2 separate regions of the Homo sapiens genome follow, and region 2 is linked to region 1. The links are chromatin loops, found by intact Hi-C in ENCODE. Cell type or tissue: endothelial cell of umbilical vein. All regions are shown on one strand.

Evidence for each region. A loop is a pair of places that touch in the nucleus more often than their neighbours do. Peaks named below come from ENCODE experiments on the same cell type or tissue, not always from the same donor. Only the 100,000 strongest peaks of a DNase experiment are listed, where the experiment ranks them.
Region 2: it touches region 1 in a loop (2.5-fold over the local background); 17 of 110 quality-filtered maps call a loop at or near these places.

Annotation. Positions count from the first base shown.
Region 1 is chr15:101,180,931-101,185,930 of GRCh38, reverse strand. All of the region lies in intron 2 of CHSY1 (chondroitin sulfate synthase 1), which reads left to right. Among named protein-coding and RNA genes, the nearest start is that of LRRK1-AS1, 32 kb to the right of the region's middle. In endothelial cell of umbilical vein, no CTCF peak of the experiment used is centred here; DNase peaks (open chromatin) are centred at 2,200 and 2,270; H3K27ac peaks cover 1,959 bases.
Region 2 is chr15:101,119,896-101,124,895 of GRCh38, reverse strand. All of the region lies in intron 1 of LRRK1-AS1 (LRRK1 antisense RNA 1), which reads left to right. Among named protein-coding and RNA genes, the nearest start is that of LRRK1-AS1, 29 kb to the left of the region's middle. In endothelial cell of umbilical vein, a CTCF peak has its summit at 3,117; a DNase peak (open chromatin) is centred at 3,085; H3K27ac peaks cover 74 bases.

The DNA of each region.
Region 1 (5,000 bases):
TAATATGAGGGAAAGCAGGGAGATGGTTGGAGATGTAGGCGTTAAACGCTTAATGACCAGCATTTCTCCTTGATGTGCCTAGAGCAAAATGATTCAGTTTCATCTCACCCACAGCATGCCTCTTAAATACGCATCCTCAAAGAAAAATGAAAGGTAGGAAGTAGGGAAAACCCAAATCACAGCAGAGAAACTGGAAACTTGGTGAGGTTAAAAAAAAAAAAAAAAAAAAAAGATATTTCGAGGAGAACATTGCAGGGGATTCAAAAGTTCAGTACAAATGGCCGCCTTGCCACAGAGGCAAAGATTCCATCCAGAAGCACTGAGATCTCTTGATGTGGTCACATGGGAGGGCTACCTGGGAAGGCGGGGAAGGGGGATGGAGGGTGCTCCATGGAGGGCGTTCACAGGGAAGGGGGATGGAGGGTGCTCCATGGAGGGCGTTCACAGGGAAGGAGGATGGAGGGTGCTCCATGGAGAGTGTTCACAGGGAAGGAGGATGGAGGGTGCTCCATGGAGGTTGTTCACACTCAGAGCAAGGGCTGGCCTGGAGGTCCCATGGCCCTGGAGCCTGGTGGGGCCCGTCAGGGCTTCCCTAGGTTTTCCTTCCTGCTCCATTCAGAAATCACAGATGATGTATGAATTTCTTTCCTAACCTGGCTTTAATATCTCATTGACATTTTTGCTTTGCATTATATTTCACATTTCCTGTTCTTAAAGAGCTCTAAAGACAGCATATTTGATTTCTGCCTCTCCATCTCCCATTCCACACGCTGAGGGTAACAAGAAAATGTTTCCCTACCTCTACACCAAAGCCATTTATGACAAGGCTTTGTACAGAAATTGGCTGAAGGGCACCACCCGAAGCCCATTTGGGCAGGTCTTGGTTAAGGTGGAGGTACTCGTCCTTACCTGCGACAGAGTGTCTGCTCACCTGTTGCTTAAACCCGCATCACCCTCTTTTAGAAAGGGAGAGCTATTTCCTTGACGTGAGTTTAGATTTTTTTAAAGATCATTACAGGTATGTGTTCCACCCAGTCTGTCAGGTAGGAACTTCTCTGTCTGAATTGTTTATATACCGTAGCAACATTAATAAATAATAAATTAATAAAAGTAACTCCTCTGGGACAGAGCAGGGGCCACCAGCCAGTCTGGGCGTAGACTTGGCTTTATTTTAAGTTCACTTTCTCTCAGGTGCTCCCTCCCCCAAGCATGTGCATGTGCACCACTCACACACACCTTTTTATCTTACAACAGATTTCTTTTTCATTAAAAAAAGAAAATGGCCGGGCTGGGTGGCTCACGTCTGTAATCCCAGGGCTTTGGGAGGCCGAGGCAAGCAGATTGCTTGATCCCAGGAGTTCAAGACCAGCCTGGGCAACCTGGTGAAACCCCATCTCTACAAAAAAATACAAAAATTAGCTGTATGTGGTGGTGTATGCTTATAGTTCCAGCTCCCTGGGAGGTGGAGGTTGCAGTGAGCTGAGATCACACCACTGCACTCCAGCCTGGATGACAGAAGGAGACCCTGTCTCAAAAAAAAAAAAAAATTATATATATATGTAACACATTTATTTCAAACTTGTAGAGTTTAGCCGGAAGGTACTTACAGCAACTTTCACTGTAGTTTAAAACCCTCAGTCTGTTTTACAGCTTCTACCAGCCTGTTTAGTCAATACTTTTCTCCATGTTCACCCCCTTAGCACACACACTCTGTGAAAGTAACAACCGTAGGCAGCTTCTAAAACACTTTGTGAAATGGATTCCTGAAAATGTGTGGGGATGTGTTGTCCTAGTGGGTGTGTGAGAAGTAGTCAGTCATGTAGAGGCCTCCCGTGGGGGCCCGCCCTCCCTGTGTGGGGTATGGACGGCCAGGAATAAAGTGTGCAGTCACATTTGGTCTAGGGAGTAAAAAAAAGGTGACCACTATATCATCTCTCCAGAGTAGTATATATTTTCTCTTTAAATATGCTGCTGATTTTTGCGTTTTAAAACACATCCTGGCCAGAGGAGCCCAGCCTTATCCTTGTATGCCGTTTACCATGTGTAACATATCGTGTCTGTCATCATCAGCTGTTTCCTTCTGTATGGATGTCATTCAACAATTTCTCCATACTTGCTCTGTTTAAAGACCTCACTTGTTATGAACTCGATGTGTCAAGCACTGAGCTGGACTCTGGAGATGGAGGCAGTGGGCACCCACACCCTCCCCCGTTTGCACGTGTTCCCGCAGCTGCTGCAGGGCTGTCCGTGTGGTGCCTCCTTGCATGGTCATTCTGGCCCATGCGTCTTGTTTCCTGGATCCTGTCATCTTCTTTACAGCTTTCTTTCCTTGCTTTAGAGGAACATATCCTTCAGTAGCTTCCTGGGAAGGAATGAGTGCAAGGTAAAATTGAGTCCTGAGTATCTGACATCTTTTGCTGTTCTCACTGGATGGATAGTTTGGGAAGAGAATTCTACACTGAGAATAATTTTCCACTCCTCCCACTTCTGAAGGCATTGTTCTTCAGCTCCCAGTGGTGTTATCTGTGTCCGGTGCCATTTCCATTTCTGATTATTTGTATATGCCCTTTTTCCTCCTCTGTGGAAATTTTTAGATTGCTTTTTCCTGTAGTTTTTATACTGGATACTTTTATACTGTACTTTTTATACTGGATACTTAGAGTTTAACCCAGGCACCTGACTCCCTTAATTCTGGATCCATTTTTTTATATTGTTGTTTTCCCTCCTGTGTGCTTTTTGTTCCTAGAATGAATACTTTTCTCTCCTGTTGTCTGGTTTTTTTTTATCGTTATGATCTTCTAGGGATTTCTTCAGTTTTATCTTCAAACTCTACTCCTTTGTTTTGCTGTCTTGTGTTTGGTTTCAAGGGTTTTTTCCTCTGATTTTCGTGTTTATCACATTCTGTTTTGGTTGCACTGTCTTCCCTTTGACTATATTGTAGATTTTTGTTTTTGTTGTTGTGTTTTTCTTCTGTTCACTGCGTTGTTTCTGTTCCACCAAGGGTTTTGCTTTTGTTTTGTTTTATTTTCATCATTCCCATTCAGAACCCTTTTTCAGCTGCCCTGATGATCCTTGACTGTTGATTCTCATTAAGAGTGAAGCATTGAGAAGCTGACCAGGAGCTGTGTAGCAGAGGCTTTTAAAACTAGTGTCTTTGCTGTAATGATCCAGCTTTTTGGGTGATGTTTTTGTTGGCAGACTCTAGGTATCTATGGTACTGTTCAATTGATCCAAAAGACTCTTCCGGTTTCCTGCTTGGGGTGGGGAGTGGAATAAGTTTTCTGGGACACAAGTGGGATATGAGGGCAGGGTCCTGCTCAAGTCCCCCAATTTCCATTTCCCCATTATCAGACTTGCACCTCACCACCTTGTGCTTGGGTGTAATTTCTGGAAAAACTAAACTTCAGAGTTATGTATTTATCAAGGAAGTAAACCCAGAGGACTAAGATGCAGCATTCATTCATAACTGTATAAAACAACTGTGATACATACTCTACTCCTGTAGTGACTTCATAGCTGCCTCCTGTTGCCACTGTGGTGAGCTCAGCTGGTGCAAATGTAGGCTTGAAATGCTGGGTGACACTAATCATCCCCACCTGAACAGTTCATCACTCCAGAAAATTGCATATTGCAGTCAAAAGCGATCTCTTGCAGTTCTTATATTTTTCGTCAGATTTAGTGCAATACTGTGAACCTCGAATAACACCGTGGGACCCATATGAAGTACCACTAACCATGCTGAATGGTTCCCAAGAAACAGAAAAGTCATAATATTACAAGAAAAAGATGAATTGCTTGCTAGGTACTGTAGATTGAGGTCTGCAGCTGCAATGGCCCATCCATTTCAGATACAGACGGTTGATTTTGTAAACAGACAATGTAAACTCACAGTATTAATACATACAGTGCTGTAAGTGTATTTACTCTTCCTTCCATGCCATTTTCTTAATAACATTTTCTTTTCTCTAGCTTCCTTTATTGTAAGAATGCAGTATATAATTCACACAACATGCAAAAGATGTGTTATTGATTGTTATTGATAAGACTTCCAGTCAACAGTAGGCTATTAGTAGTTAAGTTTTTTAGGAGTCAAAACTCATACATGGGTTTTTGACTGCATGAGGAGTCGGCACTCCTAACCCCCACGTCGTTCAAGGATCCACTGTATTTGGGAAGAGAGGAGAAAATCATGTCAGTTCCACCACTCCTGTTCAGCCATAAGTCTCCAATGTGTGTTCTAAGAATACCTCTGTGCTACTGTCTTGAAGCACTGTTGAGGGAGGAACAGAATTCTGCAAGCAGACCCATGGGGAACCTGTGGCATGACCCAGTGGGGCTGGAGAGAGAAGGGTCGGAGATACATGGGGAGATGGAATTGGCAGCACGAGCTTCCTGCAGGGCAAAGAAGGAACAGCACATGCTTCAGACTGTTCTCACCTCACTGTAGAAGACAGCTTGTAAGGCCAAATTAATGTGTGTTTACACTCTTGGAAATGGAGAGACCTTCCACAAACGATATTATGGTTCTTCGTGTTCATTGTTAAGAATTTGGAAATTATGAGCAGATGAAATGGAAACAATTTATACTTGAAACAAATACATGTAGAATCTCTGCCGGAATTGTCATCTAGCTTTTTATCTCACAGCAGACAGTCATGACTCTGCTAGCTCTCAGTTAGGCACATTGTGGGCTTGTGGGTCTCTGCCGTGGAAGAGCCTTCCTTACCATGAGATCCTCAGGTGCAGTCAGCGGTGGGGTCTGGTGGCCTGCGCAGTTACTTAAGTCACGTTACAAAGGCTGGCCTTGGTGGAACAGGAAGCATGGCTTCCCAGACCCTGGGAGCGTCTTCTGAGGCACCGTAGCAGGTCCTTGTAACTGCTGTGCCTCCGAGTGCCCCAACAGGATTGTAAAATGACTATATTTGCTTCAAGGTTTTATGGCCTGCAAATAACCTTTCTCAACCTTTCTTCTCTTTGAGTCCCCACATGACATTTGCCAC
Region 2 (5,000 bases), 61 kb after region 1:
ATGGTCTCTCACTGCGGTTCCTTTTTTTTTTTTTTTTTTTCCCAGAGACAGAGTTCTGCTCTGTCACCCAGGCTGGTGTGCAGTGGTGCAATCTTGGCTCATTGCAATCCCCCCACTCCCAGGTTCAAGCGATTCTCCTGCCTCAACCTCCTGAGTAGCTTGGACTACAGGCACCTGCCACCACATTCAACTAATTTTTTTGTATTTTTTTGTAGAGATGGGCTCTCGCCATGTTGGCCAGGCTGGTCTCGAACTCCTGACCTCAAGTGATCTGCCCGCCTTGGCCTCCCAAAGTGCTGGGATTACAGGCATGAATCACTGCACCCAGCCTCTGTGGTTTTGATTTGCCTTTCCAATGACTTTTGATGTGATTATTGGCCATTTTTGTATGTCTTCTTTGGAGAAATGTCTATTCAATTCCTTCAGTCATTTTTGAATTGGGTTATTTTGTCTTTTTATTACTGAGTTTTAAGAATTCTTTATACATCCTAGAAGGAAGTCTTCATCAGATACATTATTTCCAAGTATTTTGTCTCATTATTTGTATCGTTCTTTCACTTTCTTGGTGGTTTGCTTTCTTTTGTTGCTGATGGTATCTAATCTAAAGAAACCATTGCCTAATCCAAGGTCAAGGAGATTGACGTCTGTTTGCTTCTGAGATGTTTTTAAGTTTTAGCTCTTACATTTAAGTCTTTGATCCATTTTGAGTAAATTTTTTAATGTCGTGTGAGACAGTAGTCCAAATCCATCCTTTTGTTTCAGCACCATTTTTTGAAAAGATGATTCTTTCCCCATCAACTTATCTTGACACACTTCTTGCAAATCAATTGACCATAGATGTAGCTACTTGAAGTTTTATTTCTGTTTTCCCTCAACTTCTTATTTTCAAAAATTTAAGTGGCAGGCCTTTGTTCTTCCCTCTTGTTACAGTTTGACATTCCTTCCTAAAAATCACTCTAAACTTTGTGACGGGTCCCAACTGTCCTCCTCACGTCCCCAGCACTTAGCTGGGGCAGTTGGCCTGGGGGCCTTGGTTCTCCTCCATGTGCCCCTCCGGCAGGCTGGCTCGGGCTTCTCACAGGGACCGGAGTTCCAGAGGGACAAAAGCGAAGATGGAAGGCCCCTTAAGGCCTTATTTGGAGTCACATGGTGTCTCTTGTGCCACTCTTTATGAGTCACAGCAAGTTGCAAGGCTTGGCCAGATTAGAGGGGTGGGGAACTAGCCTGTGCCTCTTGATGGGAGAAGATGGAAGGAATCTGCAAAGAATCTCTGACATTTTAATTCACTGCAATCTCTGAACATGCCAGAGTGTTTCCTAAGAACAGGAGAATTTTCCTGGATAGTCACACATGGTTGTAAAGTAAGCATCTTCAGAGAAGAGGACATTTAATAGAGGCCTGAATGAAGAGAGGGAATGAGACATGGGGAAGAGTATTAATATCAAGAGGAAGAGCACGTGCAAATGTCCTGGGGCAGAAAAGGACTTGGGGTGTTTGAGAAGCAGCACAGAGACCCAAGCAATGGGAGTGAGGGTGGGGCTGTTGTGAACATCAGATGGGATAAAATATGTAAAAGGGCTGTATTATGGAATAGTGAGGGGAACTATTTCTCTTCATACTGATTCTCTGAAGATATTTTCAGAGGGTGGGAGAGGACAGAAAAGGAGATACCTTCCATAATAACGCCCAGCTAGGTCAGGGGCAGGATGGGCCTTGGTGATACGTGTCCCCCGGAGTGTCTCAGTGCTACCGGCTTTTGCTGCCCAAAGCTGGTGCTACCTCAGGAACCTCCGCCAGCCCTCCCAGGTGGGCTGAGCACCTGCCTCAGAGCCCCTCCTTCCCAGCTGCCCAGCCCCAGCTTGGTGGCCTTGCCATGGGCTGCCGCCGGCTGACTCCCCTGGCCCCCTGGTGTTCAGGGTCCCAGGTTCCAGTGACTTTTAAGTGGCAACAGAGTTCAAAGGTGTCAACATTGTGAGGTGCAGGGCTTCCCCAGGGGCTGCTCTAGGACCTGGGATCTGTTTAGGTCAGAGAGCACTTAGCCAGGGCACTTAGAGAGCCACATCAGCCTACCCAGTGAGCCGCGGGTGGACGGGGGCCTGGCCACTTTTGGTTTTTGAGGTTTTTAGTATATGAAAAAAGAAAGCCAGAGACAGACAAAACAGGATGACAAGCATTGAGATGCACATTTAACTAACTGATAGTGCTTTAATGAAAATACAGGGGGAGAACACTTGTGCTATTCACAAAATATCGAAAACCTTATTTCCAAGTGCACCCCAAGTTACAGGTCCCTGGCGAGCAGCAGCTTCTTCAGTCCCACCTGGAAGGTCTGGATGACTCTGGTCACCCAGGATGTCCTCAACCAGACCACGTCTGGTCCACCAGGGTCCTTGGTGGCTGGGGGCTCCATTCCCACATGGTAAGGGAGGCTGCTCTGCAGGGGGAGGCTCAGGGGTCCAGCGGTCCGGGCAGGGTCTGCCCGCCACTCTCGCTCCCTGACTAGCCCTGTACACCGTGAGCAAGGTCTCTTTCCCCCTCTTTCCTCTTCCTCTGTCGCTAAGCGCCCCACTCCACACCCCTGCTTTTTATTTCTTTTCTCTCTCTGTGTGTCTCTCTTCCCCGGGCCTCTCTCTCTCTGTGTCTGTCTCTCTCTGCTCTCTTTCTGTCTCTGTCTCTTTCCTCTCTCTGTGTCTCTGTGTCTTCTGTCTGTTTCTTTCTTTCTGTTTCTCTGTTTCTCTCCCAGCCCTTTTTCCCTCTCTTTCATCCCCGACACTAAAGCAGAACCGTCATGGGCCCTACACCCCAGCCTCTGGATGGGAAAAGCTGTTTTGGGAAGTCTTGGGCCCTGCACCCCAGCGTCTGGAAGGGAAAAGCTGCTTTGGGAAATCCTGGGCTTGGGAAGGAGCAGCAGGTCGCTGGCAGCCTGGGGACTTCCTTCTCTCCAGGCAACCCTCTCCCAGCTGGAGGGCCCAGCCTTCCCAGCCCGCGCAGTCCCTGCTGCGTCTGGTTTCTGACCTCGCTGTGTCCAGGGCCGTGTTGTCTTGTGTCTCGGCAGGACCCGCACAGCTGGAGTGAGGCAGCCAGGCCGGGCCGTGGGGCGTCTCGGGGCTGCTGGCGCCCTCGTGAGGGGAGGACTCCCTGGAGACGCTTCTCCTTTCTCGGTCTCCTTCTGTCCCCTCCTCTAGCCAGTTGCTGCTTTCCCCAGATACTGGGGAATAAAGATGTTCTTGGACAGCAGGATTTGTCCTCTCACTGGGCTGAGGCCCGGCCCCTTCAGGGCTGCGGCTCCCGGACGTGCGAGGGTGTCATTGTCCCAGCCACCCGAGGAAATGGCATGCCTGTAAGGCGCGCCCAGCCTGGCTCAGCTGCACAAATGTGGCGTTTAAATATTTATTTTTAGTGGCTGCGGGTTTAATAGCAGCCTTCATTTTGGTGGGGGCAACCCTGAAAAGTAAAAATAAATCAGACCTTCGCCTTGTCAGTAAATCCTCCTGGCCCCTGCTGGGTGGACTCTGGGCCCGGTGCCCCAGTGTCCAGGGTGAGCTGGGAGGCCCGTGATTTGGGGGGCCACGCTGGGAGCCAGGCCAGCCTGCAACCACAGCTCGTCACGGAGACGCCCGAAGCCCTCCTTTCCCAGTCTCCCTGCCTGGCCCGCGCCACCTCCCCACCTGGCCCAGCTCACCGGCCTCACGCTGGGCTCATCAGCGGCTGCCAGGCACGGCGGCCGGGACAGAGGACCTGGGTCTGGCATGGGCACCTGCTGACCCCTGCTCAGGTCAGGAGGCCCGGGGTGCTCTGAGTTGCACATGTGACTCCCTCAGCCAGATGGGCTCTGACGCTTTCAAACTCCGTCTGTACCTCCTGCTGGCCTCGGCTCTCAGGCTACACCTGCTGGTCACCCTCTGCTTGCCCCCACCTGAGCTGGCCCTGGAGTGAGGGGTGAGCAAGTCCCCCGTGGTAGTGTTGAGGACGTGGTAGATCTGAGGCCATGCTTTGGCTTGGATTTGAGACTGTTGGGTGCTGGAATTCTTGCCCCACAGCCAAACGGGAGGCTGGCCCTGGAGGGTCTTGGGGGCCACTTCCCCAGGCCCCCAACAAAACTTTCTTCTGTCCTGCCTGATATGGGGCCTGGCATCCCTCTGGAGAAGGGCTTTTCATGGGTCAAGGCTGTGCCTGTCAGAGGAGCCTGGACCGAGTAACCCCAGAGGAGAGGGAACACCCACCACCTATCAGGCTTCTGCCGCAGACACATGAGTGACAGCTGGCCCGGACAGAGGCCCTGACCCCAGTTTTCAGATGTGAAACCTGGCTCAGAGAGGCCAAGTCCCTTTCCTCAGGTCAGAGCTCACAGAGGAGTGTGGGCTCACACCGAGCAGCCCATGCTTTCAATCCTCTTCCGGGCCATCTCCTCATTAAGTCACTTAATGGCTGTAGACACATCAAAGCTGATTGTTTTATCACATGATTCTCAAACTCAAATAATGGAGGACAACTTTCCACCCTCATTTTAGGGGGAAAGATTCTCTTGGTCCCCTAGTGTTGGTTTAAATGATTTTTATTATACTGCTACTTAAGTACATAAACACCTGCAAGCAGGCATAACCCTCTTATGCTTACAGCTGTGATAGAATCATACCACCAAGAGCCATTTGCAAGTTAAATACAAACAGCGTGAAAAGAGGAATGGCATTCAAATGAACAGAATTAGGCCAGGCACCGTGGCTCACACCTGTAATCCCAGCATTTTGGGAGGTCGAGGCGGGCAGATTGCCTGAGGTCAGGAGTTCAAGACCAGGCCTGGCCAACATGGCAAAACCCCATCTCTACTAAAAATACAAAAACTAGCAGGGCATTGTGGCATGTGCCTGTAATCCCAGCTACTTGGGAGGCTGAGGCAGGAGGATCACTTGAACCAGGGAGGCGGAGGTTGCAGTGAGCCAAGATTGTGCCACTGCACTCCAGGCTGGGTGACAGAGTGAGACTCTGTCTCAAAACAAATG